2 separate regions of the Homo sapiens genome follow, and region 1 is linked to region 2. A link is a loop called in an ENCODE intact Hi-C map of the cell type or tissue named here. Cell type or tissue: HepG2. All regions are shown on one strand.

The links. A loop is a pair of places that touch in the nucleus more often than their neighbours do. Peaks named below come from ENCODE experiments on the same cell type or tissue, not always from the same donor. Only the 100,000 strongest peaks of a DNase experiment are listed, where the experiment ranks them.
Region 1: a loop joins it to region 2, with 8 times the contacts of the local background. A loop is called at or near these places in 2 of 110 quality-filtered maps.

Annotation. Positions count from the first base shown.
Region 1 is chr7:123,152,210-123,157,209 of GRCh38, reverse strand. The region is part of intron 6 of SLC13A1 (solute carrier family 13 member 1); the gene reads left to right. Among named protein-coding and RNA genes, the nearest start is that of SLC13A1, 45 kb to the left of the region's middle. In HepG2, a CTCF peak has its summit at 2,780 (motif pointing right); a DNase peak (open chromatin) is centred at 2,789.
Region 2 is chr7:122,527,081-122,532,080 of GRCh38, reverse strand. All of the region lies in intron 8 of CADPS2 (calcium dependent secretion activator 2), which reads left to right. LOC105375481 (a long non-coding RNA gene) reads right to left here and starts at 4,349. Exons shown (of 4, transcript XR_001745347.2): 1 at 4,271-4,349; 2 at 793-891. RefSeq lists enhancers at 3,912-4,412, 4,413-4,913. In HepG2, a CTCF peak has its summit at 3,004 (motif pointing right); no DNase peak of the experiment used is centred here.

The DNA.
Region 1 (5,000 bases), 630 kb before region 2:
GTTCATACTAGCTGTAAGGAGAAGATCCTCTCCTACAATTTCTTGCTATTCACTTATCTAGTACTTTCATTCAATAATTTCTTTACAGAAGGATGTGGGGAGAGTTTAGGTATCCCTTGTAAGAAAGCAGAAACACAGGAAAACGTTGCAGAGTGATACTGAGGCCCATCTGAGGTCAGAGGTTGTGGATTTCTCACAGCACCAGCGAGCTTAGCCAAGGGATTTTCTCCAGTGGCATCCAAGAGAGCATAGAAATTGATTTTCATATTAAGCTGAAGTTCAGGGTCCATAAAGATGGGAACAGCAAAATGATAAGCCTGCTGGGATGTTGAAGGCACAGCAGGAGAGTTGTCAGTGATTCATCTGAAGGGATAGGTTTGCCCTGGTAAAGAATGAGGCCTTGAGAAGGTCTAGAAGGACTTGAGCTCCTGATAGGGCCAAAGAGAAGGCATGGAGAAGAAAAAGGATGGGAAAACTAAAGGGATCAACTATTGTGATCAGAGCTTCGTCTAATAAAGAATCCATTATAAAAAAAATTTCTTTACAGAAATAATCTTCTTATAGACATTTTAAACCATTAGAACACTGTAGGAAGGCTGGTTTAATTAAATAACATAATCTGTTATTAACTTAACTGAGGATCTTTAAACTCAACATGCAGACCAAAAGGACAGGTTCCCACTGTCTCAATTCCTCTGTGCACTATGGAACTTCCACTCTCCTGTTCCCTTTTTAGTTACATCATCTACCAACATATGGACCACGAAAGCACCAAGGTCAAAAGTGGGCATTAATTATTAGTAAATATTTATTTCTTTAATTTTGAAATGTAAAAAGATAAATATTGCATCTTCCATTAAGATGGCAGGTTAAATAGGCCCATTTGTTACCACTTTTCTAAGTCTTCATTAAAACAAGAACAAATAGACTTTCAAATATAATCCAAATTATATAAACATCAAGAGAAGACATGACAGCAAAATCATTTTGGAAGCTGGAAAGTAAAAAGATGAGTGGAAAATAACCCCATTATCCCCAGTAATCCCATGGAAGCTGAATCCTAAATCGGTAATGAAAAAAGCCAATAAACAATTCAATTTCCATAGCAGCAGGCTTCAACATTTTTAAAATGCTGAAAAGCAGGAGGAAGAAAAAATTGCTTGTGAAGCAGTTAAATCTTCTACTTTCTTCCTCAAATCCACATGGATGCAACAGCTTCTAATCCACCAAACAGAAATATGATCTTCAGACAAGGTAAAACGGGATAAGGAGAACCAGATCCAGTTCTGGGCTGGGGGAGGGTGTCACAAGGAAAACAGGGGTACTGAGCGATAGCTTACAAGTTGAAAATGGAGAACCCGGCCTTCTACCTACACTGGTCCAGGAGCCAAGTCTATGCCTTTCGGGTGTCAGCAGGCAGAAGGCCAGATGATGCTTCCTTGGAGAACACAATCAGCGTTAAGAGAGATGAAAACATTGACCTTAGAATTTTCTCAAAAAAAGGCCAAGTCAGATGACATTACAGTGAAGCTTACAGGCAACAACAAATCCCAAAATACGAGTGCAGAGCTTCTACACAAATATTCACCGCCTGAAATGTGAGCAGACAACCAAAAATTCCTGGATATCTGATGAAAGCCTCAATTATGAAAGAGAGATTGCCAAATAAATAAAAAGAAAAAAGAGCAATTTGCGGGAAACAGAGACTATGCAAGAAGAAGAGACTATAAAAAAGAAAATATCATTAATATAATCAGAGAGGCAAACAAATATATTACTTGTATTTATGAAATACAAATACAAATAGTATTCTATAAAAGAGAATCAAGAAGGCAAAAATACAAAATATGTAAATATAAAATAAAGTATAAATGTAAAATATAGAGATATAAAAGCATAAATGGAAAATTCAGTAGACAAAACAGAAAGAAACAGAATAAACAGGAAATAAGAGGAGTTTCCAAAAAAGAATAGGAAAAAAGAGAAGAGTATATTAAAAATTCAAGAAAGTTTCTACAATGGAAGAGTACAAGTTTTATGATTAAAGGACTCACTAAATGTCATCAAAATGAATGAAGCAGACCCACACAGGGCAGGTCTGTTTTAAAATCTTTGAGTTTTCAGAATACTATAAGATGACCCTAAAAGCTCTCAAAAAGGAAGAAACACTAATTCCTTACAAAGGATCAAAAATATGAATGACTGAATACTTCTCCCCAGCAGCACTACTCAGAGACAGCAGAAAAACTGCCTTCAAAATTCTAAGTAACATTTATTTCCAACCTAGAGTCAATATCCAGTCAGACTTTTGATGAAATAAGAGGGAAGACTTAAGTCTAGATAGCTCTTTGCAGTTCTAGAGAAAAAATAACTAGGTTTGGGACAGGAAAGGAGGCCCTGAAAGAGATGTCATCAAGACAATAAAATTGGCAGAATATTGATGTGAATTAGGTATCCTATCACTTGATTGTTCTGAGAGAATGTTTAAGCAACCAGGGAATATTTGGGACTGATTCAGTAGTAGGTACTTTAAAAAATAAGCAAGTAAAAGAAGGAAAAGACATATTCTAACTTACAGAAGGGGCAGGAAAAGTAATGTATATCATATTTCTAGCTGTTAATAGAGCTCTAGGCAACATATTGAAAATGTGAAGTCTGTACTATAAGCAACATTATGACAGAGCCATAATTGGAGGATGATACAAAGTATACGTATTCAGTGAAGGAAGCTGTGAAAGAAATCTGCAATCGTTGCCACCAGGTGGCAATAGTGAGTTACATCTGGACCTGCAGGATTTCTGTTGTGACAGGTCCACTGTGATGATGTCATTGGATTCTGCATTCGGTCATGTCCTCATAGGAAATTTTTCAGTTACTTGGAAGAAGATGTGGAAGGCATACTCCACATGTATGGTAGACAGAAGGGATTGAATAAAAACACAATAGGTTACCATTGTGGTAAAAGCAGTATGAAATGGAACTCAAATGTAGTTTTAAAAATTCATAGAAGTAAAGTATTCTGGAAGGCAAGTTGGTACAGGGGAAATTCACTGAGAGAGAACTCACAGACATGGATTCTGCTTTCAAGTCTGTAGTAATCAGCTGGGTCACACTTGAGACTCATTTTGCACTTCTGAAATATTAGGTCTTTACACCATATAATCTCTAACTACCTGTCTGCCCTAATAGTCTATAATTCCTTTATATGTTAAAAAAACTTATTTCTGGCAATAAAAGTTACAAAAAGTATCAAGAAGGTGGAAGATACCACTAAGCTCATGATTAAGAAATAACTATCCTTAATATTTTGATATATTTTACTTCAGCCACATATATATATGTTTCATTTCAGGCACATGTGTATATGTAGAAATATTTTTTGTTTTAAAATTTTACATCATTTTGTACTTTTCACTTCACATAAATATCCTTATATAACACAAGTACTTTTCCATTCATAATATACCTGTGACAATGTCCTGTGGCCATAGGCTGAAACTACTATCTAGGCAGAAGACTAAAGATTAATCTGCTGTGATACCTGCCCCCTTTGTATAATTTCTGTACCACTAGTTGGCTCATTTAGTGGCTCATATCAGGCTTTCTTAAGAGCCCTATTTTTCAGCTCAGTGCCCTCTGCTACTGTCCCTCTAGTCCTCATGCTTTACCCTTTACTTCAGTATCATCTCTTCTGTGTTCAGCCCAGCGAACACAAGCACTCGGTAAAAATAATGATAAATCTGAATGCATGGAGCTCATGTTTACTGGCTAGATTAAAAAAATGGTGCATTCACCATTCCACTTCAAAAACTCCTCCTCTTAACCTTTAATTTGCATTATGATATATTAGTGTTAGCATTTACTGTAGAATTTTTACCCTGAATTTTAATGCCTTTATAAATTGTTGATGATATTTGCATAAACATCAGCTCATGTGCAGTAGCAATAATGTATATTTTAAAGGTCCTTATTAATAAAAAATGTGTGGTTAATTCATAAGGCATAAAGCATGGCAAACATATTAACCTGTTTCTGTTTTGATTTTTTTGTTTTATATCATCCAGTGTCTTTTAATAATTCTATATATATGCATATATTTACAGTTAAGCTTTTATATGAAATCCAATTTTTTCTTTATTTATATTTTTGAAAGTTTTAAGGTGGCAAAGGGAAATCATATAAACATTGCATATTTTAAGTTTCCATTCTTATTATCAATTTAATAATATTCAAATTATGCATCACTTTCTGGTTTGTGTTTGAAGTCTTTCCTATAGTAAACTATTTAATGTTAAGCCTCAAATTTCAATTGCCACTTTGTATGACTCATAAGAATTTTTAAACTTATTTCCCTATCTTATTTACATACCACTTATTTTGTGTCAAATTTCAATGGAATGTTTTATCATATAGAAAATACAAATGATTTCTATGTATAAAATATAAGGGAAAGGGAGACGTTTGTAAATTAGTTTATTTTGGGTGAAGCGTAGAGTCCTTTGTGGGCTGACCTTAAAGTTAATTAGAAAGTAAAAGGTAAATTACAGTCCAATGCACCTGACTCTGCCATGCTAAATGCCATTTTCATATCTATGATGACTTTTAGTGAGTAGTAATTTTTTCCTTATCACAACTTTTCAAAAAGATATTTTAATAATGTCTCAAATAGCATGTTTATCTGTATGGAAGATGGCATTTCTTCTGTTCATCCTGGAGAAGGGAGAACCCTTGTACAATGTTACTAGCAATGTAAATTAGTGCAACCATTATGAAAAACAATATAGAGATTCCTTAAAAAATTAGAAAAAAAATAGAAGTACCATGTGATCCAGCAAACTCACTTCTGGATATATGTACCCCCAAAATGAAATCAGTATGTCAAAGATATATCTGCTTCCCCATATTCATTGCAGCATTATTCACAATAGCCAAGATATGGGAACAACTTAAGTGTCCCTTGATAGATGATGAATGGATAAAGAAAATGTGGCCTGAGTTAC
Region 2 (5,000 bases):
ACAGGCTAACAGTATTTTGTTTGTTTGTTTGTTTTGTTTTTTTTTTTTTTGAGACGGAGTCTTGCTCTGTCACCCAGGCTGGAGTGCAATGGCACGATCTTGGCTCACTGCAACCTCCGCCTCCTGGGCTCAAGCAATTCTCCTGCCTCAACCTCCTGAGCAGCTGGGATTACAGGCACCTGTCACCACACCCAGCTAATTTTTGTATTTTTAGTAGAGATGGGGTTTCACCATATTGGCCAGGCTGGTCTTGAACTCCTGACCTTGTGATCTGCCTACCTCAGCCTCCCAAAGTGCTGGGACAACAGGAGTGAGCCACCGTGCCCAGCCTGCTAACAGTATTTTTTAAAACATCTCTGTAGTATCTTTATACTTATTACAAGGGATAATACATATATTGGGTCATTTGATCCTCTGGATAATTCTTTGAAGCAATTAGGAAACCAATCGTTATCTCCATTTACAATTAGAAAAAACTGATTGAGACTCAACTGAGACCAGTTTTAGAATTCTTAGAATTCTTATCTGTAAGTATATTAGTATAGGGACTCTACTCATTCTCTTTTTAATAAGTAGGTAATTTTGTTGCCCCATTCTTAAGAGTTAGTGGGAACAACTAAAAGAGAATACTGTTGCCCTTAAGAGAAGAACTTCAAACCTCTGGTTTTAGGAAGGAGAATCTTGCAGGTGTAGATGACTAGACTGTGAGGCTGGAACTTGAATTCTGAGGGTTCCCCTCCTGGGGGGATTCTCACATCCTTTCCACAATACTGTGCTTGACCTCAGACATACCCTAACTTCACCTCTTCTTCTTTCTCTTCCATTGTGGACACTCTTTTCTTTGACGCTCTCTGCAGTTAAAGCAGTGTAGAACTTCTGAAAGTCTTTATGCTAAAGGACAACAAATGAGAAAGTAATCACAAAGAATATAATAAACTACCAGTACAGCTTGCTGTCACTGATGGATTCTGAGCTGTTTCTCTACTGCAGTGTGACACTGTACTCTCTCAAGATTGCTGACTTTAAATGGCACCTCAGTGAGGCTTCCCTACTACTTAACTCTTAGTTGTTGTTGGTTTTTTCTCAGTGAAGATTCCTATCTTACGCCCACCAGGGATGGCATTCTATACATGTGAACACTTTCCCATTCACAATCAATCCAGCATCTAGCACAGGAGGTCCCTCTCCCCAGAATACAAGGAATGGTCTTGATCCTGTTGTTCTGAGATCAAGACCATCTCCTCCGTATAAAAGAGGTAAAAAGCTTACTTGAAGACAATTTTATATATATGGTAGCTGGAAGCCATTGCTTCAAAATTAAATAGAATGCTAAAGTGAATCTTGTAGCAAAGTCAGAAAGTATAAATATTTAATGAATATTGTGTATTAATAGTTATGTGTAGTTTTTAGCACAGTCTTTTGTAGTATTAAAAGTATCAGAAGTTGGTTATAACTTACTGTTGTCTGTAGTGATAATTGAAACCTTATAAGATTGTTATATTAACTGAGATATGTAAAGCATAAAGCACAATACTTAGAATATAGAAAATTTATCTTTTGAAAGGTAAGTTGTTATAAGGAAAATGATGGTGATAAAATGCAGTGGGGATAGTTATTTTAACAACATTAGTAGAGTATACTATGGCATAGAATATTTCCTAATGTAACATAGTCTCATTTTACTCACTTTTTAAAATTTGTTTTTACTTTCAGATAGAGTGAAGCTTAATTAACTTGAAAGCTAGTGGGAAAAAAAAAAAAAAAAGCTAACTTAAGCCTAAGTGGAAACCTTTTCTTATTTCAAAGCTTATTGTTGAAAACTATATTGAAATTTGTTAGAATTTTGTGCTTTTTAGAGTTCACAAATATATTTTATTTTTAGATTACTAAGGATCATTTACTCACCTGTGTTCATCTGTCTGAAAGTCTGTCTTGTAGGAACTACCATGGTAATTTATCTTTACCTTTTATAATATCTTCTGCATTATTTTTGTATTAAGTATGAGGATATCTTCTGTTCTAAACTGCCCAAAGTAAATATTAAGTGAGTCAAATAGCACTAATTCCAAAATATGTCTTATAGAGTCTAAAGTAAGTTTTTCATGCCAGTTTTCTAATTGTAGATCAAAGGAAGGAAATAAAAAATAAAAACCTCTGAAGAGTTAAAGAATTATTTGGATTCTAATCTATTAACATTATAGTGCAATTCTTGTTAACTTTCCAATTATTTATGTATCTCCCTGAAAAGCAGATATAAATGTGCCAGCAATTGAATCAAACCTCATACCCAGGAATGTAATTTTGGCGTGGATCTTCAAGCGGGATCCACATTTTATTTTCCTGTGGAAAAATAACATACCTTCTTAATTGAAGCTGAATAAATCTTATGTTTCTTTTCAATTCTGCTGTTTAGATGGTGCCATCCAAAAGACAGGGAGGAAAAATATATTTAAAAGTCATTTTCTTCCAAAGGCTGATTTTCCTCCCATTCCATTTAATGGTTGTTACTCATTAAGAAAAATCCAGAGACACCACCAGACTGGCTTTAACTCTTTTATTCTTTTCTATTAATTAGTATTGTTCCTCTACAAGTTCATGTAACAGATTTCTAGTCTTTATCCCTAGTTTTATGTGTAATAGGAGAAGGATTTCTGCTTATAATAGTTGTAAAATTAGGGATGGGTATACTTTTTTCAGTGAAATAAATGCCTTACTTATTTCTTTTACTCCAAATGTGTTTTTATGCCTCTTTCATTTGTATGCCTATGAATGTATGAGTCTGTGAAATGATTCCATTAAAATAGAAATATTTAGTTATTTGAACTAATATATCTTAGTGTTGCTTTTTTGGGGTGGGAAGGTACTGATTTCCTGTGCTGAAATGTGCCGTAAGAAAAAAGAAAGAAAAGGAATAGATTTTGTTTCGGAGTGGTTTATAAGGAACAACTTCACAAGTACCTTTGGACATGGCATTGTAATTCTTGTAGGACAAAAGTAATAATATGTATATGTCCAGTAGATGGCGCAAACATTCCCCCAAATAGAAAATAATTGTCTTAAAGTACAAAACTTGGTATTAATAATAAAAGTGGCACTTATTTAAGTAGAATTAAGTAATTTTCAACACATTTTCTTTTTCAAAAATGTAAAAAGAAAAGGTTAAAAGGAAGTGAAGTGGTAGTTCATTTTGGACATATCAAACTTGTCAAGAAAGTATCAAATTAATATAGAAAAACTTTAATGTTTAGTAGTTTATGAATAATCAAAGATATCACAAGGTCAGTTTTAACAAAAAATATCCAAAACTTGAAATTTGGAATATGTTGTGTAAATGTCAAAAGCTATTTTTCCTACTATCTTGGTTTCATTTTTATGTGTCCTACATTCATAAGCAGAAGCACTGTGAATATAGTTTTGTCAGCAAATAAATAAATGGAATTCTTAAGCTTTAAGTTAAAAAGGAAAAGAAACATTATATAAATCTAGTCCTATGTAGTCCATCCTTACTGCCCATGGATTCTTTATGACTACTGGCTTTACTTAGTTATTCATTCTCCCCTAAATAAAGATACATGAGAGAGAAGCTGAACGTTATAATTTTTGTAGTAGTCTAGAATTTGTTAGTTGGTTGATAAGTAGCAATTTCTTAAGAACTTAAGAAATTCTGTAGCTTGCAACATAATACAGGTACTCTTTAGAAACATTGCTTTTATCTAATGAATAAGAAGAGCTAGTTTTTGTTGTTGTAATGTGTGACATTGTAGGTATTCTTCATTTTAGAAAAAGATATACTTACATTCTTGCCCCATTCTTGGAAAGCTTTTTTCCTTAAATGGGACAAAGCTGAAAAGTTTATTACCATCCTCACACCCCAAAGAGTCCTTCAAACAAGTTAAGTTGAAATATTTTCTGTTCTGCTTACCACCACCACCACCACCACCACCACCACCACCACCACCACCACCACCACTAATGCCTTCATCTACATTGTGTTTTATAGTTACAAAGGCCCCTTTCATACATCATTGCAGCAGATTTTTGTAATGACCCCATCTATTATAGCAAGGGAGCTAATATTGCTATTCTTGTTTTACAAATGAGAAAAGTAAATCTTATACCTGGCACTTAGCCATTTAGAGAATCATTTAGGTTCTCTCTCTTTCTCTGTTTGTCTGTCTCTCTCATTATTTTCACCCTTCTCTCTCTGTTTTGGGGGAAACATTTATTCTCCATTCCCAATACTTGCTTCCATGTAAGGGATATTCATTACCGTAATGAATGTTCTCTGTTCATTCTGCACAAGCCTGTCATGGGCAAGATCTTCTCATGGAACAGCCTGTCCTCTTAGCACTATCTGTGACTGGGCTGGGGAAAATACGTGTCATAATAATACTGAACCTCATAAGGAAGCCCACCACTTGCAGGAAACACACACACACACACACACACACACACACACACACTCTCTCTCTCTCTCTCTCTCTCTCTCTCTCTCTCTATTCAGTATTATCTTTACCAGTATTAAAGGTGATGTTTTGTACTCTGTCTACTCTTTTAAGTCAATTTGTTCAGAACTCGGGCAAAGAAAAGAGATACTGAATTACTTGGTCTCCTCAGAGATTCCAACTGTCAATATCAGACAGTTTTGTGTTTTTTTTTTTTTTAGCATATTAGTGAGAGTTAGAAATCTGGTAGCATTTTGAGATCTTTAGACATATAATATATTCTGTTCCATTTTGACTGAAAGGTCCTTGTGATGCTGTGAGATTGAAGCCATTTTCAGCGGTGGTTGAAGAGCCCTGGAAGTCCCTTTTCGGCATAAAGGGGCTTAAGGTGCACTAGATTCCTGAACCTCCAAGCCTGTTTTCACAGCAGCTGCTCCATGCTTCCTTAATGTTTTCATCATTCACATTAAGTTAAAATTCAGGGTAATATTCTGCTGCTAAAATTATTTGAATACTCTTGATCTAAATATACTACCTTTATCAAAAATCCAAAGG